Linked DNA regions of Homo sapiens: region 2 is linked to region 1. A link is an interaction called in ENCODE POLR2A ChIA-PET data of the cell type or tissue named here. Cell type or tissue: K562. All regions are shown on one strand. Links, peaks and the distances in the headings refer to the core of each region. The heading gives the core; the rest is flanking DNA. Region 1 holds the start of LOC105371929 (a long non-coding RNA gene). Region 2 holds the start of ARHGDIA (Rho GDP dissociation inhibitor alpha).

Region 1 (15,311 bases), core at 4,706-12,705:
TTTTTTTTTTTTTTTTTTGAGGCAAGGTTTCGCTCTTATTGCCCAGGCTGGGGTTCAATGGCTCGGTCTAGGCTCACTGCAACCTCCGCCTCCTGGGTTCAAGCAATTCTCCTGCCTCAGCGTCCCGAGTAGCTGGGACTACAGGCACCTGCCACCACGCCTGGCTAACTTTTGTATTTTTAGTAGAGACGGGGTTTCACCATGTTGGCCAGGCTGGTCTCGAACTCCTGACCTCAAGTGATCCGCCTGCCTTGGCCTCCCAGACTGCTGGGATGACAGGTGTGAGCTGCCATGCCCAGCCGTAATGTTTAAATCTTCTATGTCCTTGCTTGGTTATGTTGAGCCAACCTTGTAAATTCTGAGATTGCGTGTGAAAGGTTCTCCCTGTGGTTCTGGATCTGTCCAATCCTCTGTGCACCTCACAGTCCTTCCTGACGTGATCCAGCTCCGTGTCTGCGCTTGCCGCTTTAGTCTCAGGTAAACATCTTAGTGGCACAGAGCCCACCAGTCTGCCCAGACAGGGGAGAGGCGGGTGAGTGGTGGCAAACCATGTGACCCAGTTCTTTTTTTTTTTTGAGATGGAGTTTCGCTCTTGTCGCCCAGGCTGGAGTGCAGTGGCATCATCTTGGCTCACTGTAACCTCCACCTCCTGGTTCAAGTGATTCTCCCGCCTCAGCCTCCCAAGTAGCTGGCATTATAGGCATGCGCCGCCATGCCCAGCTAATTTTATATTTTTAGTAGAGATGGCATTTCACCAGGTTGGCCAGGCTGGTCTTGAACTCCTGGCCTCAAATGATCTACCCACCTCCACCTCCCAAAGTGCTGGGATTACAGGCATGAGCCACTGTGCCCGGCCTCCATGTGACCCAGTTCTGATGGCAAGACGTGAGGAGAGATGCCCTGGGAGCCCTGATGCAGTCCAGCCTCTGTGGACACACTTCTGATGGTCACACAGTTACGTTTGGCAGACCATTCTTTTTTTCAGTGATGGAATATTCTTCTAGGTCCTATGTAATCATTGTTGTTTTCACTTCTATTTTGTCTGATGTTAATATCACCGTACCTGCCTTATGTTCTACCTTTCCGGGTCATTTTGTTTTGGGTGTGCATAAATACTCATGTGGCAATTCAGGCCGGACGCAGTGGCTCGCGCCTGTAATCCCAGCACTTTGGGAGGCCGAAGCAGGTGGATCACTTGAGGTCAGGAGTTCAAGACCAGCCTGGCCAACATGGTGAAACCCCGTTTCTACTAAAAATCAAAAATTAGCTGGGCATGGTGGCGCGCACCTGTAGTCCCAGCTACTCGGGAGGCTGAGACAGGAGAATCACTTGAACCCAGGAGGCAGAGATTGCAGTGAGCCAAGATTGCACCACTGCACTCCAGCCTGGGCTACAGAGCTAAACTGTCTCAAAAATAAATAAAGTAATAAAATAATAAAATAAATAGTCACGTGATGCTTCAGGTCATCTGACATCCTGCCCCCCACCCCTTAGTAAAATGCCTGCTGTTTTATTCAAGCAGCTACCACCCCACCCCAGTCCTTGGGCCTCAAGGGCACCAGGGCCTGACCCCAGCTCCCAGCATGAATAGGGTTGGTTTAAACCAGTCGGCATGGCCCACAGTGACTGGTTTAGGCATGGGCCTGTCACCCACACTGGGCCAATGATATGTAAGATGTTTATTGTAGCTTCCGGGATGGAAACTTCTCTGCCAGCTTGTGGGTTGGGCAAGGACGACACTCCGGGCCCTACCGGCGGAAGCTCTGCTCCTGTCGTGCGTGGACCACGCAGCAAATGGCCTTGGAGGCTGCTGGCAGCCATCTTGTGACCATGAGGCAAGTCAGCGCAGGCCGAAGCTGACGACGCGAAGACAATGAGGAGAGGGAGAAAGAGCCGATCTTTGGTGTGTATTGGCTGTGACGTGCTGCCGCCTCTCTGGAGACCGGGTTCATTATACTTTTCCTGGTATCTTCTCATGTTTGCTCTGCTGGCTTTGGGCCCGAGTTTTACCTCCTGGGTGTATTGTGTGTGCCTGTTTTGTGGTGTTGGTTTTGCTCCTGGGTTTGTTGACCCTTGGGTGTCTGCTCTTTTTTTTTTTTTTTTTTTTTTTTGGGACAGAGTCTCACGCTGTCACCCAGGCTGGAGTGCAGTGACCTGATCTTGGCTCACTGCAGCCTCTACCTCCTGGGTACAAGCGATTCTTCTGCCTCGGCCTCCTGAATAGCTGGGATTACAGGTGCCTGCCACGGCTAATTTTTTTACTTTTAGTAGAGATGGGGTTTTGCCATGTTGGCTAGGCTGGTCTTGAACTCTTAACCTCAGGTGATCTGCCCACCTCCGCCTCCCAAAGTGCTAGGATTTATAGGCATGAGTCACCGTATCCAGCATTTTTTGCTTGTTTGTTTGTTTTGAGACGGAGTCTCGCTGTGTCACCCAGGCTGGAGTGCAGCGGTGTGATCTCGGCTCACTGCAAGCTCCGCCTCCCAGGTTCACACCATCCTCCTGCCTCAGCCTCCTGAGTTGAGTATCTGGGACTGCAGGCGCCCGCCACCACGCCCGGCTAATTTTTTTGTATTTTTTAGTAGAGACGGGGTTTCACCGTGTTAGCCAGGATGGTCTCCGATCTCCTGACCCGGTGATCCACCTGCCTCGGCCTCCCGAAGTGCTGGGATTACAGGCGTGAGCCACCGCACCTGGCCAGCTCTAGCTGGTTTTACGGGTGAATTTTTACCAAACATTCATGGAACAGAAAAATCCGTGTCTTGAAATTTTCACAGAAGGCTAGCATGATCTCAACTCCAAAATGAAAATTAAGACACATCTGTTTCATGACTGTAGATGTAGAAAGCCTAGATAAACTATTAATAAATTGAAGTCAGCTGCATATAAGAAATGTCAGACCTCATGATCACGTAGGGGTTATATCAGAATTTCAATGTCAGGAAACTAACTAATGTTATCTGCATGTTACATTAAGAGTAAAGGAGGCTGGGCGTGGTGGCTCACGCCTGTAATCCCAGCACTTTGGGAGGCCGAGGCAGGCGGATCACCTGAGCTCAGGAGTTCAAGACCAGCCTGGCCAACATGGTGAAACCCCGTCTCTAGTAAAAATACAAAAATTAGCCCGGCATCATGGAGTGTGCCTGTAGTCCCAGCTACTCAGGAGGCTGACGCGGGACCCTCGCCTGAACCTGGGAGGTAGAGGTTGCGGTGAGCCAAGATCGCACCATTGCATTCCAGCCTGGGCACGAAGCGAGACTCCGTCAAAAAAAAAAAAAAAAATTAAAGAATAAAATTTCTGCAGGCATCTCAACAGCTACAGAAACAGCATTTTGTGCAATTCAATACTGATTTGCAGGGGCCAGGGGTCATGGCTCATGCCTGCAATCCCAGCACTTTGGGAGACCAAGGCAGGTGGATCCCTTGGGCTCAAGAGTTCAAGATCAGCCTGGGCAATGTAGCAAAACCCCATCTAAAAAAATAAGAAAATATTAGGCAAGCATGGTGCATATGTGCACAGGGCGCACACCTGTGGTCCCAGCTACTGGGGGTCTGAGGTGGGAGGATTGCTTGAGCCCAGGAGGTTGAGGCTACAGTGAGCCGTGATGGTGGCCCTGGACTCCAGCCTGGGCAACAGAGTGCAACCCCGTCTCAAAAAAGAAAAATACTCATTTGCAACTTTTATTTTTTTAATTAAAAAAAAATTTAATTTATTTATATTTTTGGGGACAGAGTCTCGCTATGTCACCCAGGCTGCAGTGCGATGGCATGATCTCAGCTCACTGCAACCTCCACCTTCTGAGTTCAAGTGATTCTCCTGCCTCAGCCTCCTGAATAGCTGGAATTACAGGTGACCGCCACCATGCCTGGCTAATTTTTGTATTTTTAGTAGAGACGGGGATTCACCATGTTGGCCAGGCTGGTCTCGAACTCCTGACCTCGTGATCCACCCATCTCAACCTCCCAAAGTGCTGGGGTTACAGGAGTGAGCCACCGTGCCTGGCCTCATTTGCAATTTTTAAAAATTGCTTTGCAATGCCGGGCGCGGTGGCTTACGCCTGTAATCTCAGCACTTTGGGAGGCCGAGGTGGGCACATCATGAGGTCAGATCGAGACGATCCCGGCTAACACGGTGAAACCCCATCTCTACTAAAAATACAAAAAAAAAAATAGCTGGGCATGGCGGCGTGTGCCTATTATCCCAGCTGCTGGGGAGGCTGAAGCAGGAGAATGGCGTGAACCCGGGAGGCGGAGCTTGCAGTAAGCTGAGATCGCGCCACCGCACCCCAGCCTGGGTGACAGAGCAAGACTCCATCTCAAAAAAAAAAAAAATTGCTTTGCAACCTAGTAGTAGAAGAACAATTCCTTGATCTGATAAAGAGCATTCCCTTAACAAGATATAGCAAAATTTAAAACCCGTGAATTATAGAAAAGATACACATTTGATTATATAATATTTTTAAAAATATGCATGGCACAAGACTCTATAAACAAATATACACAATGGAAGCCATGGTGGGAGGTATCGGCCAGGGCCACGTCTGAGTCCTTGGCAGAGCTGGGTCACGCAGTGAAGAGCTGGGAGGGGCCTGGACAGGGCAGCAGTGGGTCAGGTTTGGGCTTAAAGAAGACGTCCCAGCTGGTGGTTCTTCAAACAATTAAACATACAGTGGCCGTGCAACCCAGCAATGCCACTCCTAGGTGAGGACCCAAGATAAATGAAGACGTCCGGCCAGGCGCATTGGCTCACACCTGTAATCCCAGCACTTTGGGAGCCTTAGACAGATGGATCACTTTCAGCTCAGGAATTAAAGACCAGCCTGGGCAACACAGGGAGACCCTGTCTCGTTAAAAAATACAAAAATTGCCAGGCGTGGTGGCTCATGCCTGTAATCCCAGCACTTTGGGAGGCCGAGGCAGGCGGATCACCTGAGGTCAGTAGTTTGAGACCAGCCTGATGAACATGGTGAAACCCCGTCTCTACTAGAAATAGAAAAATTAGCTGGACGTGGTGACTAACACCTGTAATCCCAGCTACTCAGGAGGCTGAGGCAGAAGCGCTTGAACCTGGGAAGCGGAGGTTGCAGTGAGCCGAGATCACGCCATTGCACTCCAGCCTGGGCAACAAGATGAAACTCCATCTCAAAAAAAAAAAAAAAAATTAGCTGGGCATCGTTGTCTTGTGCCTGCGGTGCCAGCTATTCTGGAGGCTGAGATTGGAGAATCATTTGTGCCCAGTGAAGCAGAGGTGGCAGTGAGCCAAGATCATGCCACTGCGCTCCAGCTTGGGTGACAGAGTGAGACTCTGTCTCAAAAAAAAAAAGAGTCTACATAAAACATTGTGCGCGCCTGTGCATAGCAGCACATCCATAATCACAGAGAGGCGGAAACAGCTGTGTCCATCAACAGAGGTTGGTCACACAGGGGGTCCTGTGCCCAATGCAGTGGACTCTTGGGCCTTAGAATGAAGTTCTGATCCACACGGCAGCACCGACGGACCTTGGGCACTGTGCTGTGTGAAATAAGCAGACAGATGCTGTGTGGCAGCACTTACAGGGGCATCCTGAGCGACTTTGTGGAGACAGCTCTTAGGGCTGGGGAGGGAGGGATGCGGGAAGGGGGCGGGAGCTGGAGGGTGGAGGGCTCTTTCTGAGATGAGGAAATGATCTAAAACTGCCTGCGGTGACGGCTGCACAGCTCTGAAGATGCAGAAACTCGCTGAGCTGGACGCATTCTGAATTGTGTGGTATGTGAATTATGTCTCAGTAAAGCCATTAAAAAAAAACACCCAGGAGCCAGGCGCAGTGGCTCATGCCTATAATCCCAGCACTTTGGGAGGCGGAGGCAGGCGGATCATCTGAGGTCAGGAGTTGGAGACCAGCCTGACCAACATGGTGTAACCTCGTCTCTGCTAAAATACAAAAATTAGCTGGGTGTTGTGGCGGGCACCTTTAATCCTGGCTACTTGGGAGGCTGAGGCAGGAGAATTGCTTGAACCTGGGAACGGGAGGTTGCAGTGAGCCAAGATCGCGCCATTGCACTCCAGCCTGGGCGACAGAGCGAGACTCCGTCTCAAAAAAACAAAACAAAACAAAACAGCCAGGCAACCAAGTAGACAATGGAGGGAGGGGGTGACAGCTGAGGACGCCCATTGTCTGCTGGTGCTCCAGGCGGTGCTCCCCACTCCCAGCCCAGTCGCCCCCTGCTCCTGGCCTGGATTTGAGGCCTAGAGAGACACCTGCCCTCCCCCGGATCCGTGCCCCGCAGAAGTGCAGTCTTGGTGCCCAAATGTGCGCCCGCTGGGGCAGAGGAGAATCCGCGGGGCCTGAAGCAGAATCGCGCCCTCCCCCCAACCTGCCGGCTGCCCGGGCGCTCCCCATGGGCCCAGACGCAGGAGACAAAGGAGAACATGGGGGTTCAGGTATGCACTGGGGCGCAGACAGGGCCAGGCAAGACAAGAGGGCAGGGCTGCCGGGAAGGACGAGTGCCTCGGGAGCCTCTCTGCAGGTGAGACACAGGTTGAAGCATTGACTGATTTGTTCTCTCGCAGTGAGGCAGGAGAGGAGGGAATAATTGGGGTGACCCAGGGTTGAGGCGTGAGCAAGAGAACAGCAAAGGCAGCTGGTTCTGGGTAACACTGGGCCTCACTCCTATGGTAACAAGACAGTTTCCACTTCAGCCTCTGATTGGCTGTGAGCCAGTCCTTCATAAGGAGTCACCAGTTGGAGGCCTCTAAAGGGCACCTGGGGTGTTACCAAATTCTCCTGGCTTCCTAAAAACCCTGGGGAGCACTGCCATAGAGGCTCTGGGGCCGCCTGCTCCGCCCGCTGCCTCTCTGTGAATTGCACCTTGTGGTCTTCAATGAATCTGTGCTTTCGTCACTCCGTTTTTTGCTTGTCTTGTCTTTCGTTACTTCATTCTTTTGTTGCTTTCTTTGTGCGTGTTCAATTCTTTGTTCTGCACACAAGAACCTAAACAACTCACAGTCGAGACCTTCCAACCAGTAACACCAGCGGCCCCTCCCCTGGGAAGCCTCCAGAGGACGGGAGGCTGCCTGTAAAAGCTGAAGAGTCCTGAGTCTTCTGCGTGATTCCAGAGACTCCTGGGATGCCCTGGGGTGGGGGGCAGGGGAACGCTGGGGCACGGGTGGACCCAGGAAAGAGACGTGTAGAGCGCCTTGCCCCACCACCCTCCTCCCAGGCCATGTCATCTGCCACCCAGGCCAGGGCTACACCTCACCTGCCACTCAGGCCATACCATACCCTCACCTGTTGCCCAGGCCACACCCACATCCTCACCTGTTGCCCCTCCTCCTTGCGGCCCAGGAGGTCTCTGAAGATGCAGGCTCTACCTTCTGCCCGGCCCCCAGCCCTCCACCCGAGAAGTGGATGTGAAGTCACTCTGTGCATCTCCGCCCCTTTCCCACCCATTGGCCCTTGCCCTGCTCAGGGTCCCACGCTCTTCCCTCCTCCTGCCCCTCGTGGCCCCTCCTGTCTGCCCTGGCCCCCCCACACATCCAGGGGGCAGTTTGCTTCCTCCACTGACCTCCCCTCTCTGTGACATTATCTGTTTTTACAAACTTCAGGCATCTAAGCCGGGCACATTGGCCCAAGCCTGTAATCCCAGCACTTTGGGAGGCCGAGGCAGGCGGATCACTTAAGCTCAGGAGTTCGAAACCAGCCTGGCCAAGATGGTGAAACCCCATCTCTACTAAAAATACAAAAGATTAGCCGGCTGTGATGACGCGCACCTGTAATCTCAGCTACTCGGGAGGCTGAGGCACGAGAATCGCTTGCACCCAGGAGGTGGAGGCTGCAGTGAGCCGAGATCACGCCAGGGCACTCCGGCCTGGGCGACAGAGTGAGACTTCGTCTCAAGAAAAACCAAAAATCCAAAAGAACTACAGGCATCGGCTGTGTCCCCACTAGGAAGCCGGAGGGGAGCAGGGCTGGGTGTGTCTTCTCTGGCTGCGTCCCTGCGGCCACAAGGCCTGTTCTTCCTCTGTGCCCCGCCTGCCAAGGACCCAGCCTTGTGAAGGATGGATGAATGAATCATTGAGCAAATGAATGAGTGTGTGAACAGGTGAGTGAGGAGAAGCCGGCAGAGGCGGTGGGGTGGATGGTCCACCCGGCTGGCCAGCGGCCTGTCACTCCCTGAGTGGCCTCTGGGTGGCAGCCATGTGGCGCTGTCGGCTCAGGAAGGCTTGGTGCTGGAATGGGGCTGGGACATGGCCAGCCAGGCAGGGTGAGGAGGGTGGCAGCGCCCAGTGCAGCCTGGACAGATGGGGTTCTGCCCGGCAGGGCTGGCATGGGGGCTTCTTTATGCCAAGCCAGCCCTGGGGGAGGCCTCGGCTGTCCAGGGTGAAACAGGGTCAGGGTGATCAGGCTCGGTTTGTGGGGGCGGCCTGTCCTGCTGGAGGGTCCTCCTCACCCAACCCCAGCCTGCTGCAGGCTGTCTGCAGGGGAGATGGCAAAGACGGTGTTGTCCAGTTTGCTTGGGACATGAATGGTCTGGCAAATACGCAATGACACAGCTCTGGGGTCCAGATCCGGCCCAGGCGGCCGCCTGACAGAGGAGGTGCCCACAGAGCTTCCGTGAGAGGGCAGCCCAGGCCCAAGCAGCACTAGAACCCCGGCTTTGGGCTTTTGGGGACTTAGCCGGCCCCGGGGCCAGGGGTAGGATCAGGTTTCCACAGGCCAGACGGCCCCGCACAGTCACCACCGTCACCGTCACCATCACCCGGTGCTGGGCGGGCACCATGTGGACTCCACTTGGCACTGGGCCGATGGGCGGATGCCAGAGCCAGAGCAAAGGCCTCGTTAGCCCCTCGGGGAGGGCACGGCAGGGCCGGGCGACTCAGGAGGGCTGCGGGGTGACGTCTGATTGAGCCTGGAAGGACAGGCCGACCACAGGATGGAGGCCACAGCATCCTTCCCGGAGTCTGACCCCACGCTGGAGACAGAGGGGCTGGGCTGGGCTGGGCAACCTAGACCCGGGAGCCCATCTGTCCAGCCACCAGCGTCCGTCTGTCTGGGTCCCTGCTAGGGAGAGTCTGCAGCAGGGAGACCCCGGCAGCTTCGAGTATGGAGGGGAGACTCTGGCCGCCTGAGGTGAGTAACGTTGGGGGATGATTGTGGGGCTCCATTGGGACTTGGCAGGGCTCTGGGGGTGGGCACTGCAGGGGAAGCAGCTGCAGGCAGGGTGCAGAGGAGGCTCAGCTGAGTCTCCCGCGTGGGACTTCCAACCCCTCCAGGGTCTCTCCAACCCACTTCAGCTTGCAATCCACCCTCCTGCCCTGTGACCATGTGTGGTCACCCGCCCTCAGGGCACAAAAGGGGTCCAGCTCTATTTTCCAGGGACAACTCCAGACCCATGATCCCAGAAGCTTGGGGCCTGCCTTTATCCCAGCACCCAACCCCGAGAGCCCCCAGTGATGGAACTGGTGCAGCGGCCACCACTGCCCGGACCCGGGAGCAACACCGATGCCACACCTGGCGGCAGGAACAGGGCAGTGATGGGCTGTCTGCAAGGGGTCCCCCCTTCCGCAGCAGGTCTCTTGGCTGCAGCTCAGCCCCAGCCCCTGCGGTCCCCAGAGTCCCGGTCACTGGGGGCTCTGCAGGCCACCCTTCCAGGGGCATCCACCCACCCCCGAGTCCGGGTCAGGCAGAACCCAGGGCCCGCCGTCCCCTCCTGCAGGCTCAGGACCTCCTGGGGGGAGTTCCCTGTGTGATGCAGAGGGCACGCTCACCCTGCTGGGAAGGCTCACTGCTTCCCAAGGGGTCTGAGCTTTACTGGCACCTCACTGCAGTCCCTTCCCCGGGGAGACTCTGGGGCTTCCCCTGTGGGACCAGGCACCCGGAAAGGCAGCTCTGTCCCTGCTGAGTCACGCGCACCATCCTGCAGACGGGAGGGCATCTTCCTAGGCTTTCCTCCAGCCAAGAGTGGAGCTGGGACCTGGGAACCTCCCTGGAACCACCCCTGCTCTCCGGCAAGGCGTTCCACCAGCCTGTGTCTACACACGTAGCCCCGCAGAGCAGGCTTCGTGATGCCTGGAGACACCCACTTCCCCTTCCTTCTCCTGGGACTTCTCAGTCACACGGGCTGAGCTGCAGAGGGTGCGTGACCTGGGCTGAGCTGGTCTTTGGCAACTGGGGACTTTGGTTTGACGGTTGGTGGAGGGGAGACTCTCCTAACTTCCAGGGGTGTGAGTCGCAGGCGGTGCAGATGATAGGACAGTGGCCGTTGCCTAGGGCTGAAACCAACACAGCGGTGGGCGGAGCACAGGGAACTTCGGAGAGGGAGCCCGGCCCCCGAGTCAGCTGCTCCTGCGGGTGCTCCCCAAATCATCTAGTGATGTGATCCATTTGTCTTTCCAGCCCATTTCAGTTGAGTTTCCAATGACTTACAACCAATAATATCTCAACTGATACTTGGGCTCTTCAAGCACTAGAATTGTGGTGACGGCAGGAGCGTTAACACACTCTGGGGCGGGGCAGGGACTGCAGACTGAGCGGGCTCCAGGTGAATGCCAGCTTCCAGCCCTGCTGAGCCAGGCTGGGACGAACATGCTCACTAGGTCCGTCTCCACCTACTGTGGGCCAGCGCTGCGTGGCTCACTCCAGGGAAGACAGCAAGTTGGCTCAGCCGCTGCTGTGTGGCTGCTGCTCCCCTGAGTTTATGGCTGTCCATGGCATCTGCCAGGGTCCATCTGGTTTTTTGTGGGAATTGTGCCCGTGAATTTAACAAGGATTGATGGGCATTGCCATCTTGTCTTTTTTTTTTTTTTTAGACAGAGTCTCACTCTGTCGCCGAGGCTGGAGTGCAGTGGCACGATCTCGGCTCACTGCAACCTCTGTCTCCTGGGTTCACACGATTCTCCTGCCTCAGCCTCCCGAGTAGCTGGTATTATAGGCGCCCACCACCACACCCGGCTAATTTGTGTCTTTTTAGTAGAGACGGGGTTTCACCATGTTGGCCAGGCTGGTCTCGAACTCCTGACCTCAGGTGATCCGCCCGCCTTGGCTTCCCAAAGTGCTGGGATTACAGGTGTGAGCCACTGCACCTGGCCTATGTTTAATACTTTTTTAGAGATGGAGTCTCGCTCTCTGTTGCCCAGGCTAAAGTGCAGTGGCACGATCACGGTTTACTGCAGCCTTGACCTCCCAGGCTCAGGCGATCATCCCACCTCAGCCTCCCAATTAGCTGGGACCACAAGCACATACCACTGCACCTGGCTAATTTTTTATTTTTTATTTTTTTGAGACAGAGTCTCGCTCTGTCGTCCAGGCTGGAGTGCAATGGCTCAATCTCAGCTCATTGCAAGCTCCGCCTCCCAGGTTCTTGCCATTCTCCTGCCTCAGCCTCCCGGGTAGCTGGGACTACAGGCGTCCACCACCACGCCCAGCTAATTTTTTGTATTTTTAGTAGAGATGGGGTTTCACTGTGTTAGCCAGGATGGTCTCCATCTCCTGACCTCATGATCCGCCTGCCTTGGCCTCCCAAAATGCTGGGATTACAGGTGTGAGCCACCACACCTGGCCTAATTTTAAAATTTTGTAGTAGAGACAGAGTCTCACTATGTTGTCCAGGCTGGTCTCAAACCCCTGGTCTCAAGTAATCCTCCTGTTTTGGCTTCCCAAAGTGCTGGGATAACAGGTGTGAGCCGCTGTGCCTGGCCCATACTCACAGCTCACAAGTGACCTGTGTGGTTTCCTCTCTCCTTGTGTGGCTGCCTGAGACCAGGCTCAGGTCTGGAATGTCGGCAAGGAGTCACCCACTCTTCTTCTTCTTTTTTTATTTATTTATTTTTTGAGACGGAGTTTTGCTCTTGTTGCCCAGGCTGGAGTGCAATGGCGCAATCTTGGCTCACTGCAACCTCTGCCTCCCGAGTTCAAGTGATTCTCCTGCCTCAGCCTCCCGAGTAGCTGGGATTACAGGCATGCACCACCACACCTGGCTAATTTTGTATTTTAGTAGAGACAGGGTTCTCCATGTTGGTCAGGCTGGTCTCGAACTCTCAACCTCGGATGATCCACCCACCTTGGCCTCCCAGAGTCCTGGGATTACAGGCATGAGCCACTGTGCCCAGCAGGTCACCCACTCTTGTCTCTTTTGTGGCACTCCTGTGTGCCCATCCATTGCTCCCTCTATCCATCATAGCCTCTAGGGTGGCCCCACGAGCCCACTTGTGTTGGTGCCCCAGTGAGTTACCCCCACCTGGAGTGTGGGTGGGAGCGGGCTCCCTTCTATGAATAGGTTGTAGCCAAAGTGACGGGCTGTCCTTCCAAGGGGAGGTCACGCCAACACTGGGCTTCTGTTTTCCTCTCTCTCTCTTACACATTCTGAGCAGAGCTGGCTGCCAGGTGCTGAGCCGCCCCAAGAAAAAGCCCTCGTGGCAAGAAACTGAGGCCTCCAGCCAGCAGTCAGGGACCCGAGGCCTGAGACGGTGGAGGGTGAGCTTGCAAAGGGACCCCACAGTCGGGCCTTGAGAGGCCCACGGGCCTGGCCCACACCTCGGCTGCAGCCTTGTGAAGGTCCCTGAGCAGGGGACCCAGACTTCTGTCCTACAGAAACTTGGAGATAATAAATGCCTGCTCTTCTACGGCACTGAGTGTCGGGTGATTTGTTACGGGCAGTAGACAGCTAATACCTGCCCCTTAGGACACCAAGTCCTCGCCTCCTGGAGGCCCAAGCCCCAGGGAGCCATGCCTGACTTGCCGCCTGTCGATGGGCCACGCGTTCCTTGTTGATGCCATTCTGGGGTCCCCTCACCCTGACATACTAGGAGCCAGTTCCGAGGGAGGCTCTTCTGCCACCAACCCTGGCCCAGGGGGACACTGAGCTCCTTGATGCTGAGGGCCGGTGGTTCCTTATCGCCTGGCGACCAGCGTGTCCTCCGGGTCCTTTTCCAATACCAGCACCTCCCAGCTCAAAAACACAACCCAGCACTCCTGTTCCTCCGTCTCCCGGCCCTCCCTCGACACTGGGCCGAGGCAGCCTGTGCACCTGCCCCAAGCTCCCAGGAGCTGACCCAGCAGCGGATTCGGCCTGGTTCCCGGCATCCTTACCGGGATTTGGAAAATGCTCCTTTCAATCAATAAAGGCCCCACGCGGGCCTTCTTCCGCCCTCCCCTCCAGCATCCTCCATCTCCATTTCCACCCGTCCTCCCCGTCCTGCCAGGCCGCAGCTCCTTGCAGAATAACCCACACCCTCCAGTCGCAGGGACAGAACACCCTAGTTACTGGCCTAGAATTTTGCGGGGGACGAGGACAGGCAGACCCTAAGGAGGACACTCGCCTCAGGTGAGACCTTTGCAAGGTCCCGGCAGTGGGAGCCACTCCCGCCACTGCGGAGGGAACAGAGGGCAGGGATCTAAGAGGCTTCTACCCAAATACCGCATCCAGGTCATAGCGTCCCACCCCCCGCTGCCACCGGGGCCCTGACTTCAACACGGGAGGCAGACCAGACGCCACCGCCCTGGGATCAGAGCTTGGGCCCGAGGGTTGGCCCCGTCTGCACTCTGGCTTTCGGAATGAGGCTCGCTGTCAATGCTGTGGTGGAGCTGCATTCGTTTCCGGGGCTTCTATAACAAGGTGCCATAGAACAGGGCTCCAACAGCAGCCCATTCTCCCACTGTCCTGGAGGCTGGAAGTTCGAGACCAAGGTGCCTGCAGAGTTGGTTCCTCCTGAGGCCTTTCTCCCTGGCTTGTAGATGGCCCTCTTCTCCTGACTCCTCACACAGAGTCATCCCTCTGTGTGTATCTGTGTCCTAGTCTCTCTTCTTTTTCTTTTCGCTTCTTCTTTTTTTTTTTTTGAAGACAGGGTCTCTCTCTCTCTGTCACCCAGGCTGGAGTGCAGTGGTGTTATCATAGCTCACTGCAGCCTAGACCTCCCAGGCTCAGGTGATGCTCCTACCTCAGCCTCCCAAGTAGCTGGGACCACAGACATGTGTCACCACACCCGACTAATTTTTTATATTTTGTTGTAGAGATGGGGTCTCACTATGTTGCCCAGGCTCAACTGGCTTTAAGCCATCCTCCCACCTCGACCTTCCAAAGTGTTGGGATTACAGGTGTGAGCCACTGAGCCTGGCCCTTATCTCTTTTTCTCAGGACACGACTCAGGCCGGGCGTGGTGGCTCATGCCTATAATCCCAGCACATTGGGAGGCCAAGACGGGCGGATCACCTGAGGTCAGGAGTTCCAGACCAGCCTGGTCAGCATGGTGAAACCCCGTCTCTACTAAAAATATAAAAATTAGCCAGGTGTGGTGGCCAGCGCCTGTAATCCCAGCTACTCGGGAGGCTGAGGCAGGAGAATCGCTTGAACCCAGGAGGCGGAGGTTGCAGTGAGCCAAGATCGCACCATTGCACTCTAGCCTGGGTGACAGAGTGGGACTCCGTCTCAAAAAATAAAAAAAGTGGGGGATGGGGGTGGGGGTGGGGGTGGGCCAGGCGCGGTGGCTCACGCCTGTAATCCCATCACTTTGGGAGGCCGAGACGGGTGGATCACCTGAGGTCAGAAGTTCGAGACCAGCCTGACCAACATGGGGAAACTTCATCTCTACTAAAAAATACAAAAATTAGCCGGGTGTGGTGGTGGGTGCCTGTAATCCCAGGTGCTCAGGAGGCGAAGCAGAAGAATCACTTGAACCCAAGAGGTGGAGGTTGCAGTGAGCCAAGCTCGTGACACTGCACTCCAGACTGGGTGACAGAGCAAGACTTCATTTCAAAGGAAAAAAAAAACAAGGCCAGCGGTCATGTGGGAACAGGACTCGCTGTAATCCCCTCTTTAAAGGCCATATCTGTAAATACAGCCCCGTTCTCAGGAAATGAGGGTCAGGACCTCAATAAACACATTCTGAGGAGAGAACACCGCCGCGATTGGGTCTTCTGGATCTCACCGGAGGCCCTGAACTGCTGCCGGCTGCCCTGAGCTTTTTTCTCGCCTTCAGTCTCGGTGACACCCCTGCACCTCTCAAACGCGGGAGACCAGGCTTGGTGGTGAGTCCCGTCCACTTGGGTCCAGGCCAGGCCATCCCGGGTGAGCCCTACAGCCGTGCGCCGCCACCACCCCATGCCCAGCAGGGAAGTTGGTGGAGAAACACCCGCCGCGCTGGCGGGGGGAGCACTGAGGCCGTGAGCGGCACGCAGGGCGGGAGGCGCGGGGCAGGAAGCCCAGTGGTGCTCCTGGCCCTGGACAGTCTGGAGGTCCCAGGGGCCACCGCACAGTGCAGGCTTGGCCTCTTCCGGGCTTCCTGCGGGACCCCCTCCAGCCCTCCCAGCCCCTCCCTCCCCCAGCCTCCCTCCCCA
Region 2 (15,411 bases), core at 3,996-11,995, 130 kb after region 1:
TCATTGGCTCCCGACAAGAACTTTTTCTGCCTTGGCTTCTAATTGGTGGCTTTCGCCTGCACCTTCCACGGGTCTGGAATGGCTGCCCCTTTCGGTAGCACGGACTCTGCGCCTCCTGATTGGCCAAGGGATGCGCGCACTCTGCGCGTTCCTTCGTCGAACGTGGCAGTGGGGAGGAGTTCCCAGTTTAGGGGCGGAGCTGCGGCTGCGCTTCCGAAACCCCTCGTGTTGCATTCTGACTGGACCGCGTACCCAACTGGCACGCCCCCCGGCCCCCGGACCGGAAGTTGGGGTGACGCAATTTCCGGCGCGCGTGTCAAGCGTGCGGCGGCGGCCGTGGAAGGTGGGGTTGGCCGCCTAGGGTCGGCGGTGGGCTCGGTGTGGGATAGCCGGCCCGGTCCGACGCGCTCCGCGAGGTCACGCGAGACACTCACCGAGGCATGGCGGCAGGGCCTGGGCATGGGAATCGTGCGCACAGTGCGAGGAAGCCTCGGAGGGGATACGAGCACAGGGCGGGTGGTTAGGAGAATGGGGCTGGAGAGACGGGCGGGAGGGGCGGGACCTGGGCCCCGGGGACCTGCCGGCTCCCAGGCCCCAGGAAGACGCTGCTCATGCGTGGAGCGGCCGCAGGAAAGGTACTCCCCGCTAAGGCCTTCAGGGAGCGGCCCTTTGCCCTGTGCGATCTCTTCCTTCCTTTCCCACGGGTTGCCAAATCCTGTGACGCTGCCCCTTCTCTGGTGCTTCTCAGATGCTCTGGTCGGCTCAGGAGACCTCGCAGCTGTTACACAGCTGTGGAAATACCCTGGGCGCTGCTTCACTCCGAAGGCAGCAGCTGGGTTTGCCTCCCGACTCGACCCGCCACCGAGGCTCCTGAGCACTTGAAATATGGCCAGTCCACCTGAGACGGGCTGTGAGTGCGCAATGCACATCAAACTTCTAAGACTGAGTGTGCGGGGCCGAGTGCGGTGGCTCACGCCTGTAATCCCAGCACTTTGGAAGGCCGAGGCGGGCGGATCACGAGGTCAGGAGTTCGAGACCAGCCTGATCAACATGGTGAAACCCCCTCACCTCCCGTCTCTACTAAAAATACAAAAATTAACAGGGCCTGGTGGCGCGCGCCTGTAATCCCAGCTACTCGGGAGGCTGAGGCAAGAGAATCGCTTGAACCCAGGAGGCAGAGGTTGCAGTGAGCCGAGATCGCGCCATTGCACTCCAGCCTGGGCAACAGAGCGAGACTCCATCTCAAAAAAAAAAAAAAAAAAGTGTGCGTGTAGGGGCTGGAGGACAGAAGGTACAGTATTTCGTTAATAACTTTACATTGACTACTACATGTTGAAATATTCTGTATGCATATGTTGGATTACATAATAATATTGAGGCCAGGTGCTGTGTGGCTCACTCCTGTAATCCCACCACTTTTGGAGACCGAGGCAGGAGGATCCCTTCAGCCCAGGAGTTCGAGACCAGCCTGGGCAACATAGTGAGACTCCCGTCTCTACAAAAAATAAATTAAAAAAATTAGCCAGGCACGGTGGTGTGCACCTGTGGTCCCAGCTACTTGGGAGGTGGAGGTGGGAGAATCATTTGAGCCCAGGAGGCTGAGGCTGCGGTGAGCCATGATCCCACCACTGCACTCCAGCCTGGGCGACAGATCGACACCCTATCTCAAAAAATAGTAAAAAAATGTCCTTTTTTTAAAATTTTTATTTTTTATTTTTTTGAGACAGAATCTCACTTTGTCATCCAAGCTGGAGTGCAGTGGGCGATCTCGGCTCACTCCACCTCCCGGATTCAAGCGATTCTCCTGCCTCAGCCTCCCGAGTAGCTGGGATTACAGGCATGCACCACCATGCCCAGCTAATTTTTGTATTTTTAGTAGAGACAGGGTTTTACCATGTTGGCCAGGCTGGTCTCGAACTCCTGACGTCAGGTGATCCACCCGCCTTGGCCTCCCAAAGCGTTGGGATTATAGGCGTGAGCCACCGCACCAGGCCTCCTCTTCTATCTTTTAACGTGGCTTTTAGAAACTTTTAAAATTACATAGATGGTCTGCATTTTGTTAGTGTTGGACACTGGCAGCCCTCCGTCTCCCTCACTGCCTGGAATCTGCTGCTCTCCTTTTCCCCAGGTGCCTGCCCTCTCCATTCCTCCTCACTTTCCTCCGCTGGGAATCGGCACCGCCACTGATTTTAAAGTTGAAACTTGGCAGGCAAAAGGGAGGTACTCCCATGTTAAATGTATACACATTGACTGCAATAGTATCCTGACTTTTGAAATGGTAAAACGTAGAGTAAGTTGCTTTTGTACTTTGAGAGTTTCTGTTTGTTGATCAGTTGTTCCTGAGAACATGCTTCTCCTTCCGACAGGGAACTCCCTCCACTAGAATATGAGCTCCTTGTGGTCAAGACTGGGTCCCCTGTTCCCTTCCCCCCAGTGCCAGCGGAGCAAAGGTCAGTCAGCGGCATAAGTTGTACCTGCTGGGAGAACTGTCTGCTTCCTCCGGGTGACTTTTCTGGCCAAGAAGGAATATGAGTATGTGCCTCCCTGAGCACTGGCCTGGAGCCCACTCAGGAAACACCATCTCTTCATAAATGGTTTTGATTGCAGGCATTGTTCCTTCTGCTCTCTGGATGATGGAAATTGCTTCAGGTCACTGCACTATCTTCCAACGTTTTTGTGGTTGCCATGAGCTGTTGTACAGACCACAGTTTGGGGCCTGAGACAAGCTGGGCATGGTGTTGCATGCCTATAATCTCAGCTACTTTGGAGGGTGAGGCAGGAGAATAGCTTGGGCCCAGGAGGTCTAGGCTGCAGTGAGCCATGATCATACCACTGCACTTCTGTCTGCGTGACAGAGACCCTGTATCTTACATAAAACCCCAGCCCATATTTGTACCACATCTAGATACGAGGTCAGAGTTCAGATGCCTAAATATTGTAGCTTGTGTTTTGTCCACTGTTGGGGGAAGAGTGAAGAGATTTGACATACCATAATGTTGATTAGCTTGTGATGGTTTGGCGGCAGCTTAGGCCAGAGCATAAAGTAAAAAGGAAAAGTGTTCACAGACAATGAAAACTGGGACCAAGTGGTGAATACTCAAGGCACACAGACCAGGCAAGGATCCCAGTGGCCGTGGATGAGTCTCAGGCTGGCTCTGGGCCAGTGGAACACACCTCAGTGTGGGTGAAGGCCTAGCCAGGGTAGCAGAGGGCAGGGCTACAGAACAGCAGCCCAGGTGGCTGTGGCCGACCTGACATTCTCCTGTGAAAATCAGGTGCCCAACCAGCACTAATCTAGATAGATGGCAGCATTTTTTTTCTTTAAAGACAGGATCTTGCTATGTTGCTCAGGCTGGTCTTGAACTCCTGACCTCAAAGGATCCTCCCCTCTTCAGCTTCCCAAAGCACTGGGGTTACAGATGTGAGCCAGCACGCCCAGCCGAATCACAGTATCTTAGACAGATGCCATGGCTGCCCATAGGGTCCTCTCAAGGTGCCTCTGCCCTTGGACTGGCTTCCTACACCAACCTGACAGGTGCAGCAAAGGTGGACTTTCTGGTAAGGCTGGAGGAGGAAGCCTGGTCTGCGATGGCCTGAGACGCCCTCTATGGGGGTTGTTGAGTGGATGGAAATGTGCAGGGCATGGGTCCTGCCCCCAAGAATGCAGGCTGGTTCCGCTGGGCACCTGCAGAGGGCTGATGTCCTTTTCCTGAGGCCTGCTCCTGTGCCTTCTAACCCTAGGGTGAGAAGATGGGCTGTGTTCACCTCATGCCCAGGCCCTTCGAGGAGTGTGCCCTTGGGGGTCAGAGCCCTCCTGTGGCTGGTATTTCTTTGGATCATCACAGGTGCTCCAGACATCCTTTAGGGAGTCTCAGGCTTGGTGAAGGGATCCATTAAATGTTGCTTAGTTGGTTTTTGTTTGTTTTTTGTTTTTTCGAGACAGAGTCTCCCTCTGTTGCCCAGGCTGGAGTGTGGTGGCGTGATCTTGGCTCACTGCAACCTCCACCTCCCAGGTTCAAGCGATTCTCCTGCAACCTCTGCCTCCCAGGTTCAAGCGATTCTCCTGCCTTGGCCTCCTGAGTAGCTGGGATTATAAGCGTGTACCACCAACCCTGGATGATTTTTGTATTTTTAGTAGAGGCAGGGTTTCACCATGTTTGTCAGGCTGGTCTCGAACTCCTGACCTCGTGATCCTCCTGCCTCGGCCTCCCAAAGTGCTGGGATTACAGGCGTGAGCCATCATGCCCAGCCAACTGGTTTGTGATTAAATGTTTTGATTGATGCAGTTTTTGAAATGTACTGTGTGTACAATATTACTCTTTTGAGACAGGGTCTCACTCTGTCACCTAGGCTGGAGCACAGTGGTGCAGTCATGGCCCACTGCAGCCTCTGCCTTGTAGCCTCAAGTGATCCTCCTGCTTCAGCCTCCTGAGTAGCTGGGACTACAGTTGTGCACCACCATGCCCACCTAATTTTTATTTTTTTAAAGATGGGGTCTCCTGTGTTGCCCAGGCTGGTTTTGAACTGCTGAGCTCAAGTGATCTGCTTCTGGCCAGCTACTACTCTTAAAAGTAGAGTTCTCAGAGCAAAACAGCTCCCTTTCAACCTTCAGTCCGGTCGAAGGTGTGGTGGGGGTAACAACAGCAGGCTCATGGATACCTGGGCAGTGCTCCGAGGTCCCTCCTGTGTTCCCACTGAGCAGCAGCCTGCTGTGCCCGGAGTGGAGGTGAGAAATCCAGCAGCAGCGCGGTGGTGAGTGTGGGCCCTGCGGAGTGTGGCAGGCGCTCATTATGGTGCAGGGCAGTGTTGGGCACAGAGAAGGTTCTCAGAAACCACAGTAACCCATGGTTAGTTGGTCACATCCCAGACCCTGACCTAGCACTGGCTGGCACTGTGACTTGTCACTCTCCTGAATGGAAGAAGTGTCCACCTGGGGGTGGCTGAGGAGGTGGATGCTAGGGGACTGCTGGGAGCCACGGACCTGTGGAGGTTGGGAGAGGAGACTGCAGGCGCAGGCTGCTGGAGGCGAGGAGGCCTCTCTGGAGCGCCAGGCCATACAAACAGGTCCCAGGTGGGGCCACGAGGATCAGGTTAGACTTGGGACCCGAGAGACACGTCATGCCCACTGTGCAGGTGCCACCTCATGTTATCCTGCACCAGGGGAGGGGCCAGCCCAAAGTCCTGGCTGCTGGCAGCATGCCCGTACAGCTTGGCACCTGGGTCTGAGTTCACATGTCTAGCAAAGCTGGGAAAATCCAGGAGCAAGAAGGTGAAGCCCTTTGGCTCAGCCCAAGCTCAGAAGGCCCTTGCCCGATGAGCCGAACTGCTGACAACACCCTGGCACTGGGCTTGGGGACTCCCCTGGAGCATGTAAGAAGTGAACTGGGAGCGTGGGAGAAACTGTCTGGCAGGGGCTGCTGCCTCGGAGCTCATCCTCCCTGGCTGTGCTGGTGTCTGTCCAGTGGGATTAGCCTCCATCCTGTGGTTTCACCACCCCACCGCCTCTCTCCCCCACAGCACAGGCAGAAGCAGCAACGCAACACGAGACCACCTCGCTTGGGGCTAGTAGCAGTTCTGGGAAAGGCTCGGTAGGGTCTTTGCTCCCTGCGGAATCAAGGGCTGGGGGCTGACCCAGGCTTTCTCTATAGCTGCTTCCAGATCTGGGTCTGGACCAGCTTCTGCAGGAAGGCACCATTCTGTTGGGGTGTCTGACACGGTCAGCTCTAGGCTCAGCCTCTGCGGCCCCCACAAAGGCCTAGCAAGGATGGGGCAAGGTGGCAGTGGTGCCCGCACGCACTGCCCTGGCACAGGTGTGTAGTTAGTGACCTGAAGCATGAGGGCATCTCCCTGCCCACCCCAGCTGGAGATAAGCCCCTTGCGGGGCCCACCCTGCTGATAAACCCCAGAGCAGTATGGCCTGTGTCAGAATGACCAGTAGGAGGGCCCCGGGGTAGCAGCTGCCCAGCCCAGCTGCGTGTGTGTGTGAAGTATTTTCCTCAACACCTTATACCACAGAAGGCAGATTTTGAAACTCGCATCAGGCCAGAAAAAGAATTTCTGAATGGACACTTCTAAGGGGTGCCTGGTTACTCATCTGCCTCTTCCCCCTGCAGGGTAGAGGGGCATGGGTTTGAAGTTCCCGGGGGCTCTTGGAGACTGCAGACACGGACGAGCTGGGGTTCCTGGATGCTGCAGCAGTTGGGGCCCCTGGCTGAGCGCACCTGCCCCAGGAGGCCCTGCGTGGTTCCCCCAGTAGCCCCTTCACACCACACCGCAGTGAGGATGCCCTGTCTCCTGCCGATCCCATCACACCAAGCCTTTTCGCTGTTGGGCTCCTGGCACTGCCCGATCCTGGAGGGCACTTGGCTGCGGCTGTGGCTGTGAAGGGCTGGTGCTCTAGGCGCCTCCGTGGCCCCCGTTGCCTGGGCACCTACTTCCTGCCTCAGCCACAGCTGCATCCACGTGCGCCAGGGGCCACAAGGCCGACCCTGGCTTGGGCCTGTTCCTCCCTGGGTTTCCTTGGGATCCAGTCATTGGAGGGCCCGCGCACAGCTGGGCCAACTCGACACCTCCAAGCCCGGCCAGGGAATCAAGCAGCTCTCCCTCTGGCAGCATGAGCTACACAAGCCAGGCCCGTCTTCCCATTCCCTTAGCAAGGAGGGGCAACCCCAGCCAAGGCCTTCTGCACTGTTCTAGACTGTTGCTGCCTAGGGCTACTGTAGCTGGGAGTCACATTCCTTTCTCCCCAGATAGTTGCAAGGGGCCCAGCAGCCACAGCACTTCAAGGGGGCCCTGCCCTTCCCCTCCCACCACCCCACCAGGGTCCCCATCTTCCCCTTTGTCTCCTAAAGCCCGTGAGGCAGTAGAGGAGCCAGGCCCTCCCCTGCCACACCCTGGAGAAGCCAAGCAGCAGACACCCCCAGCTCCTTCAGGGGCATTTATTTCCCGGTCAGAAAAGAAGCAGGGACAGGCGCCTCTGCCTGAGCCTGGCAGACACAACACGAAGACCGGGGATGGGGCGGGGGAGGCACAGGAGACGGCTCTCAGCAATGTGTGCACTTGGTCCCTTGTTTGTTCCTGGCTGGGTCAGGGAAGGCCTGCCGGGGGTGGTGGCACTGAGAGCCTGGGGGAACAGGCGCCAGGCCAGTGGCCCAGGGACGGCACGGACGGAGGCAATAAATACTGATGGCCAGGCGGGGCTCCTGGCTGGGCCCAGGTGGGGTGAGTGAGGCTGTCCATCGAGGGCTCTTGGGGGGGTGTGGGCTCTGGGCACTGCCCGCTGAGACAGAAAAGGCAGAGGCAGGACAATACCCAGCCTCCTGGATGGTACTGAGGTGACTTGAGTTTTGGCAATTTGGCTTTCCCCAAGCCGCCGGAGCCATCTCCACAGCCCTGTCCAGGGAAGGGGGCAGGCTGGCCAGGCACTGGTGGGCTGGGGAGCAGCAGCAGCACACCCCACGTGTCCCTGGGTCACTGGGTTCGCCACCGGGGAAGGGACGGGGAGGCCACATGCTCATGCAGACACAGGGAGTTAGAGGCTAGTGAGGCCCCACGGTACACTCCACATGTTAAGGCATCATGGTTAGACGGGACCGACAGCGACAAGGGGGCTGGCCAGGGAGCAGCGGGGCTGGAGGACGGCCCGGCCCCCACGAGGCCGTGCATCCCACACCCCAGCTCCACCCCGGAGCAGCAGACGCACACGTCCAGGGGCAACCACGGGGCCTGGAGAATGGCTGCTCCGCTCCCTCCTGAAGCCAGGCCTCGGGTGTGACGGGGAGATAGAACCTGGGGGGCACAGAAAGGGCAGCAGAGGCCTGGCTGCGGCCTCTCTCCCCCACAGCACAGGCAGAAGCAGCAACGAGACAGGAGACCGAGGAGGCTGGGCCTGTGGGTGGGGGAGGGCTGAGGAGGGGGGTCGGAGGCACTCGGTTGAGCCAGGCCAGGGAGGCGGACCAGGGTGGGAGGGGCACGGAGGGCCTGTCAGCACTTTGGTATGGGGAGGGGAGGGGCTGGGGGGGACACATCCGCCTGTCCGTCGTCCGTCCGTCAGTCTGCCCTGCCCGCCTCTGGCTGGGCTCAGTCCTTCCAGTCCTTCTTGATGGTGAGATTCCACTCCCAGGACAGGTGGTCGGTCTTGTCGTCGTCTGTGAAGCGGGACTTGATGCTGTAGCTGCCCCGGGCCAGCATACCCTTGGGTGCCTCCTCCACGGGGGTCAGGAACTCGTACTCCTCGGCCCGGGGCCCATAGCTGCCTACCATGTAGTCAGTCTTGTCAACTGCGGCACAAGGAAGAGGGCGGTCAGCGGCCCCGCTTCCCCGCCTGGCAGCACGCACCCAAGCGGCCCCCTCTGCCCTGCCCGGGGCCCCACTCACTCTTGACGCCTTTCCTGTACGTATGCTGGATGTACTTCATGCCGGACACTATCTCTCGGTTAACCTGCAGGACCCGAAGCGAGGATCAGGGAAGGTCGGTCCGGACCCCAGCCCCAGCCCCGCCTCCATTCCCTGGCCACAGCAGCCTGTAGCTTACCCGGAAAGAGATTTTTATCCGGTACTCCACACCCTCCTTCAGCACAAACGACTGCTTCTTGAAGCTCTCCAGGTCGCCTGTTGGGGGGACCTCCCCCTCAATGACTGCCCAGCAGCCCTGCGCGAAGCCCCAGCCCTGCGCGGCCCCCTGGCTGCACTTCCCGAGATCCCCACCAGGGGCCGCCCGGACCCCCGCGGCCGCAGGGCACTCACCCGTCAGGTCCAGCTCCAGGGGGCCCGGGGCCGAGCTGCACACCAGGGTCAGGCCAGTCACCACGACGTTGGGGACGTTGGGGTCTGGGGAGTGACAGCAGGTGAGGGCCCCACCCCCACCAGTGGAAGTAGGGGCTGGGGAGCGGCAAGACAGCTGGAGTGAACGGGCGGCCACCCGGCTCCCGCAGCCCAGACTCACCTGCGGAAACGGCCACGCGGCCCAGCAGGGCCTCCTTGTACTTTCGCAGGCTCTCGTCGTCCTTGTCCAGCTCCTGGATCTCCTGGATGCTCTTCTGGGCCGGGGGCTTGTAGTTGACCGAGTGCTCATCCTCCTCGTTCTCCGCTGCAATCTGGGCCAGCTGCTCGGCTGTGGGCTCCTGCTCAGCCATGCTCAAGCTTAGCCTGGGTCGGGACACCTGTGGGCGGGACGGTGACAGGCCTTGGACCTGGATCCCCAACGGAGGCGCACTTCTGAGCAGGAGTGTGGGCTGCAGCCGGAGCTCCAAAAGGGCTCCAAGGGGGCCACCTTCGCTCCTCTCCACCCCCGCGATTCCTGCTCAGGGGCATCCTCTGGGGCAGTGTGAGGTGCCCCCACCCCAGGTATAACATCTAAGACAAAATGGGAACTGCAGCCGATCATGGGGAGAGAGGACACACCTCCCCCTCCACGATGGAGGAGGCAGCAGCCCCCTGTATGTGTGGGGCGGGGCTAGCAGGCCCCAGAATCAACCGGCGGGGCCCACACTAAACCCTCTCTTAGGGTCTTGCCGCTCTTGAGCTGCCCAGGCCCTCGCCCTACGGGGTAACGGGGCTCGGTATCCCTCAGTAGGGTTGCTCCTCTGGCCGTGGTAGTCACATGTAAACGTGTGTGGTCGGCTCAGCGTCATCTTTCAAACAGGATGCCCCTGGAGCTCGGATGTTAGGGGCAGCTAGAATACCGCACGGGGCCACCTGGACACGGGGATCCTAAGTATCTGCGGTTTCTCCACAATTGTGAGGGTCTGTGACCTACAACTTGGGAGCTACCACAGCCACTCAGTACTCTCGGGCCCTCTTGTAGATGGTGGGCCCGGAGTGCCCGGGGCAGCACTGACCCGGCAGGGGATCTGTCAGGCTCAGATCCTTCCCGGCAGCGTGGGAGGTGGGTCAGGGAGCAGCACACCCGGGACACCCAGGCCGGGGTCCAGGCCGCCCTGCTTCCTCCAGGGGCTGGGGCCTCCGCGCCGCGCGAGGATAGCCGTAGGCGCCGGGATCCTAGGGCGCGGCCCGCACTTCCGCAGGGCCCGCAATCCGTGCCGGGCGTGGCCCGGGCGCTGGGGGAGGCCGCGCCCCAATCCCCGCGTCGCCCCCGAACGCGATGGACCGCGGCTGCCGGCCCGGCGCCCCCCGCGTCCCCAAGGAGGGGCCCTCAGGTCTGGCCCGGGCCCCACGCGCCTCGGCGGCCATGAAAGAAGCTCCGGACCGCTCGGGAGGGGCCGGCACTCCCCTGGTCCCCGCCGCCCCTCCGGCCCGGGACCCGCACGTGGGGCCGGGGCCGCCGCCGCCCGGTCCCGCCCCGGCCCCGCCCTAGCCCGCACCGCCCTGGCCCGCTGTCACCGCGCCCCCGCCCGCCGAGACCCTGCCGCGGGCTCAGGGCGGGGCGCGAACAAAGGCGGAAGCCCCCACCTCAGCGCCCCCCGCCCCCGCCGGCGCCGCCGGTCCCCGCCCCGACCCGCCGCCTCCGCCCCGCCGCCTCCGCCCCGCCACGGCCACTCACCGGAGGGTTCGGCCGCGCGGTTCAGGATCCCTCCCGCACTAAATGACGAACGTCGTCGGCCGCCCCGCCCGCCCTGCCTGTCACTTCCGGGGTCACGAGACTTCCGCTCACTCGGGCGGGGAAGGCCAGGGCGCATGCGCGGCGCGCGGGTGGCCGGGGGCACGCCGTCGCCATCTTGCGGCTGGGCCTCGTGGGCGCGTTCCGCGTGGGTTCTGGCGTCGTCACCTTCCACCCCAAGCCCCGTCAGTGGTCACCTCTGTAAGCCAGGGCACTTCCCTACGCGAGCCCAGGGCGCCCGCACCCGGGAGGCGAGGTCCGGTCCCGCCTCTCGCCGCTGCCCAACCCGCGCCCACTCGAGGCCTGCGGCGGCCGCGTGGGCTGTGGAAGCCCGCGCAGGTGCAGTGCGCTGCCCTCCCCGGCCCAGTCGGTCCGACTGCGACTCTTGCTTCGGGGCCTAGTCACCTAGTCCCGGGACTTCGGGGAGGTAACGGGCACGGGGATTAAGTTCTCGTTAAACACGGGCGAGAGCGCTGGCGCGCGGGCCGTTCCAGGGCCTTGGTGTCCCCCGTGGAAAGACAGGGCTGTGGGGCTAGGAGGAGCCCCTTGCACGCCCCGCGGAAAGCTGGTGCTGGGCGAGGGCGCAGCGGAGGTGTTTTTCTCCAGGCTGAGACAGAATTCGTGCGCAGCGCGCGTGGCTGCCTGGCGCAGGCGCCGCTGCAGAGGCCCTAGTGTCCCTGAGGAATCCCGCGGCTCCTCAGGACCAGGAGGCAGGGAGCTCCTGGCACCGTGAGCAGATGAGGGGCTGCCTCAGCCTGGGCTTCACCGCAGAGCCCTGTTCCCCACTCCGCTTGTTCCGAGATTCCACACATTCGCCCACAAGGGCCGTGTTGAAGTATCAGGAACGGCCGCATAACGTGAGTGGCCTGGCCCAGCAGCAGTGCTCGCACCCAGCCCCGGGCTCGCCTCTCCTGGAGGCCAAGCCCCTAAATGCCCTGCACCAGACACTGGGTGGGACGCTGCCCCGCGTCCAGCCTGCAGCACTTGTTAGGACTGTGGACTCGTTAACGTGGACGCCTCTTTTATTTATTGATTGATTATTTTTTTGAGACGTAGTCTCAGTGTCGCCCAGGCTTGAGTACAATGGCACAATCTCGGCTCACTGCAACCTCCACCTTTCAGGTTCAAGCGATTCTCCTGCCTCAGCCTCCCGAGTAGTTAGGATTACAAGTGTGAGCCAACATGCCCAGCTAATTTTTGTATTTTTAGTAGCGACAGGGTTTCACCATGTTGGCCAAGCTGGTCTCGAATTCCTGACCTCAGGTGATCCACCCACCTCAGCCTCCCAAAGCGCTGGGATTACAGGCATGAACCACCGGGGTGCCCAATCTTTTTTTTTTTTTTTTTTTTTCTTCAAGACAGGGTCTTGCTCTTTTGCCCAGGCTGGAGTGCAGTGGTACAATCTCAGCTTACTGCTGCCTCTATCTCCTGGGCTCAAGCAGTCCTTCCACCTCAGCCTCCCGAGTAGCTGGGACTACAGGTGTGCAACACCATGTCCAGCTAATTTTTTATTTTTTGTACAGACAGGGTCTCACTATGTTGCTCAGGCTGGTCTTGAACCCCTGAGCTCAAGCGATCCTCCTGCCTCAGCCTCCCAAAGTGCTAGGATTACAGGTGTGAGCCACCATGTCCGGCCACCCAGCCTCTTTTAATCACTCTTGAGCTCCATGCAGACAGGGCCCTGTCTGTTTGGCCCATACTGCCAGGCAACCCAGGCTGATCAAGAGAAGTGGAGACCACACGCACACACACACGCACAGCTGCTTTGTTCAGACACAGACATGAACACAGGAGGGCATTTTTGGGGACAGAACTATGCAAAATACCGAGCTTGGTGTCTTTTGAAAATTTCTGAATGTTGGAGGGATATTTGAGAGTTTCTGTAACTGAGTCACACTGTCAGTGCCATGTCATCAGCACAGCGTTTCCTAATCAGGTGTGAAATGCTTCACTGTTAAAGACTCAGAGCCCCTGTGCAGGTGATCATGTTGCCCAACTTTCCAATAACCCAAGTGCTTTTAAAAAAAAACTGTTGGGCCGGGCGCGGTGGCTCACGCCTGTAATCCCAGCACTTTGGGAGGCCGAGGCGGGCGGATCACGAAGTCAGGAGATCGAGATTGTCCTGGCTAACACGGTGAAACCCCGTCTCTACTAAAAATACAAAAAATTAGCCAGGCGTGGTTGCAGGTGCGTGTAGTCCCAGCTACTCGGGAGGGTGAGGCAGGAGAATGGCGTGAACCCGGGAGGCGGAACTTGCAGTGAGTGGAGATCTCGCCACTGCACTCCAGCCGGGGCGACAGAGCGAGACTCTGTCAAAATAAATAAATAAATACATAAATAAAAGATTCGATTGTGTGGGTATACATTTTGTTTGTAACCATTCCAGTTGGCAAATATTTGGTTTCTTTTTTGTCCATTATGAATAATACTGCCATAAACATTTACGAATATTATAAACCATTATAAATGTTGCATTAAGCCTTTTCATGAATATGTGCTTTCATTTCTCTTGGGTAGATTCCTGAGTGGAAGTCCCCAAATGTTTTCCAATGTAGGTGTGCCACTTTGCACCCCCTAGCAACGCTGGGCTGCTCCAGGTGGCCACAGGCTCAGCAATACCTGCTGTGCTTGATCCCAGCTGTACAAGTGTGAAGCAGTGTCGTGTCACACTGTGAGTCGCACCTGCACTTCCCCAATGAGTCTTCCTGGGCAGAAACCTATTTAAATCTTTTGCTCATTTTTAATTGGGCTGTCTGATTAAGCTATGAGTACTTACATATCCTGTATACAGTCCTTTATCAGATATATGAGGCTGGGTGCAGTGGCTCACGCCTGTAATCCCAGCACTTTGGGAGGCCGAGGCAGGCGGATCACCTGAGGCCAAGAGTTTGAGACCAGCCTGGCCAGCATAGCAAAAAAACTGTCTCTACCAAAAATACAAAAATTAGCCGGGTGTGGTGGTGCACGCCTGTAGTCCCAGCTATTCGGGAGGCTGAAGCAACACAATCGCTTGATCCCAGAAAGCAGAGGCTGCAGTGAGCTGAGATTGCCCCATTGCACTCCAGCCTGGGCAACAAGAGCAAAACTCTGTCTCCAAAAGAAAAAGATAGGTGATTTGCAGACATTTTATGTGGTTTGTCTTTCATTTTCTTAATGATGTCTTCTTAAGGGCAAAACCTTTTATTCTAGTGCAGTAGTTTTTTCCACATGGTGCATGCCTTTGCTATCCTAAGAACTCCTGAGCTGAGGTAGGCGGATCACTTGAGCCCGTGATGTCGAGGCTGCAGTCAGCTATGATTGTACCACTGCACTCCAGCCTGGGTGACAGAGACCCTGTCTCAAAAACAAACTCTTAGCCCAACCGGATATTGTAAAGATTCTCTCTCATATTTTTTCTGTGATCTTCTGCTATATTTTATGTTTGCTGACATTTAGATATACAGTCCGTATTTGGGTTAACTTTTCGTATGGAGTGAACATCTTTTCTGTGTGTAGGAACATCCACCTGTCCTGGCACCCCTTGTTGAGAAACTATCGTTTCCCCCAATGCAATGTCTCACCACCTTTGTTGAAAATTTATTCACCATAGGCCGGGTGCAGTGGCTCACGCCTGTAATCCCAGCACTTTGGGAGGCCAAGGCAGGCGCAACACCTGAGGTCAGGAGTTTGAGACCAGCCTGCCCAATGTGGTGGAACCCCGTCTCTACTAAAAATACAAAAATTAGCCGGGCGTGGTGGCACATGCCTGTAGTCCCAGCTACTCGTGAGGCTGAGGTGGGAGAATGGTGTGAACCCGTGAGGCAGAGGTTTGCAGTGAGCCAAGATCGTGCCATTGCACTCCAGCCTGGGCAACAAGAGCAAAATTCCATCTCAAAAAAAAAATTTTTGTTCATGTAAATCGAAGGGTTTATTACAAAAATTAGCTGGGCATGGTGGCGCACACCTGTAGTCCCAGCTACTCTGGAGGCTGAGGTGGGAGGATCACCTGAGCCTGGGAGGTCAAGGCTGCAGTGAGCTGTGATCATGCCACTGCACTCCAGCCTTGGTGACAAAAGGAGATCCTGTTGCTGGGCATGGTGGCTCATGCCTGTAATCCCAGCACTTTGGGAGGCCGAGGTGGGTGGATCACCTGAGGTCAGGAGTTCAAGACCAACCTGGCCAACATGGTGAAACGTGGTCTCCACTAAAAAATATAAAACTAGCCAGGCATGGTGGCACATGCGTGTAATCCTAGCTACTTAGGAGGCTGAGGCAGGAGAATTGCTTGAAACCGGGAGGCAGAAGTTGCAGTGAGCCGTGATAGCGCCATTGCACTCCAACCTAGGTGACAAGAGCAAAACTCTGTCTCCAAAAAAAAAAAACCAAAAAAAGGCCAAGTGCGGTGGCTCACGCCTGTAATCCCAGCACTTTGGGAGGCTGAGGCAGATGGATCACCTGAGGTCAGGAGTTCAAGACCAGCCTGGCCAACATGGTAAAAACCCCATCTCTACTAAAAATACAAAATTAGCCGGGCCTGGTGGTAGGTGCCTGTAATCCCAGGTACTCGGGAGGCTAAGGCAGAATTATTGCTTGGACCTGGGAGGCAGATGCTGCAGTGAGTTGAGATGGCACCATTGCGCTCTAGCCTGGGCAGCAGAGAGACCCTGTCTCTCAAAAAAAAAAAAAAAAAAAAAAAAAGGACAAAAAAAGACAGACAGACATATATGTCTTTGCCAATGCTACGTCCTAAAATGATGGCATCACATTAACTGGCTTTCTTGCATTACTAAAAGGATGAACTTTTAAAATAATTTTGTTATTTAAAAACCTTGTTTATTTTTATTTGTTGAGATGGAGTCCTGCTCTGTTCCCGA

What was found. Peaks named below come from ENCODE experiments on the same cell type or tissue, not always from the same donor. Only the 100,000 strongest peaks of a DNase experiment are listed, where the experiment ranks them.
Region 2: POLR2A ChIA-PET joins it to region 1 with 12 read pairs; 19 of 35 experiments call an interaction of 5 or more read pairs at or near these places.

The regions. Positions count from the first base shown.
Region 1 is chr17:81,725,741-81,741,051 of GRCh38, forward strand. It overlaps LOC105371929 (a long non-coding RNA gene), which reads left to right and starts at 5,575. Exons shown (of 3, transcript XR_935049.2): 1 at 5,575-8,082; 2 at 9,046-10,115; 3 at 12,350-12,606. RefSeq lists a silencer at 4,412-4,631 and an enhancer at 6,352-6,888. In K562, for the core only: a CTCF peak has its summit at 8,165 (motif pointing right); DNase peaks (open chromatin) are centred at 8,171, 9,908 and 10,221; H3K4me3 peaks cover 712 bases.
Region 2 is chr17:81,860,797-81,876,207 of GRCh38, forward strand. ARHGDIA (Rho GDP dissociation inhibitor alpha) reads right to left here and starts at 10,541. Exons shown (of 6, transcript NM_004309.6): 1 at 10,502-10,541; 2 at 8,945-9,161; 3 at 8,746-8,829; 4 at 8,534-8,610; 5 at 8,377-8,440; 6 at 6,925-8,279. The coding sequence starts at 9,134. The coding sequence ends at 8,080. LOC124904086 (a long non-coding RNA gene) reads left to right here and starts at 314. Exons shown (of 2, transcript XR_007065950.1): 1 at 314-343; 2 at 2,367-6,960. RefSeq lists silencers at 6,749-6,808, 7,159-7,248, 7,959-8,008, 8,609-8,818, 9,849-10,278 and 2 more and enhancers at 4,649-4,698, 5,308-5,936, 6,567-7,195, 7,196-7,825, 7,826-8,454 and 4 more. In K562, for the core only: CTCF peaks have their summits at 8,707 (motif pointing right) and 10,696 (motif pointing left); DNase peaks (open chromatin) are centred at 7,955, 8,705, 10,605, 11,305 and 3 weaker places; H3K4me3 peaks cover 3,471 bases.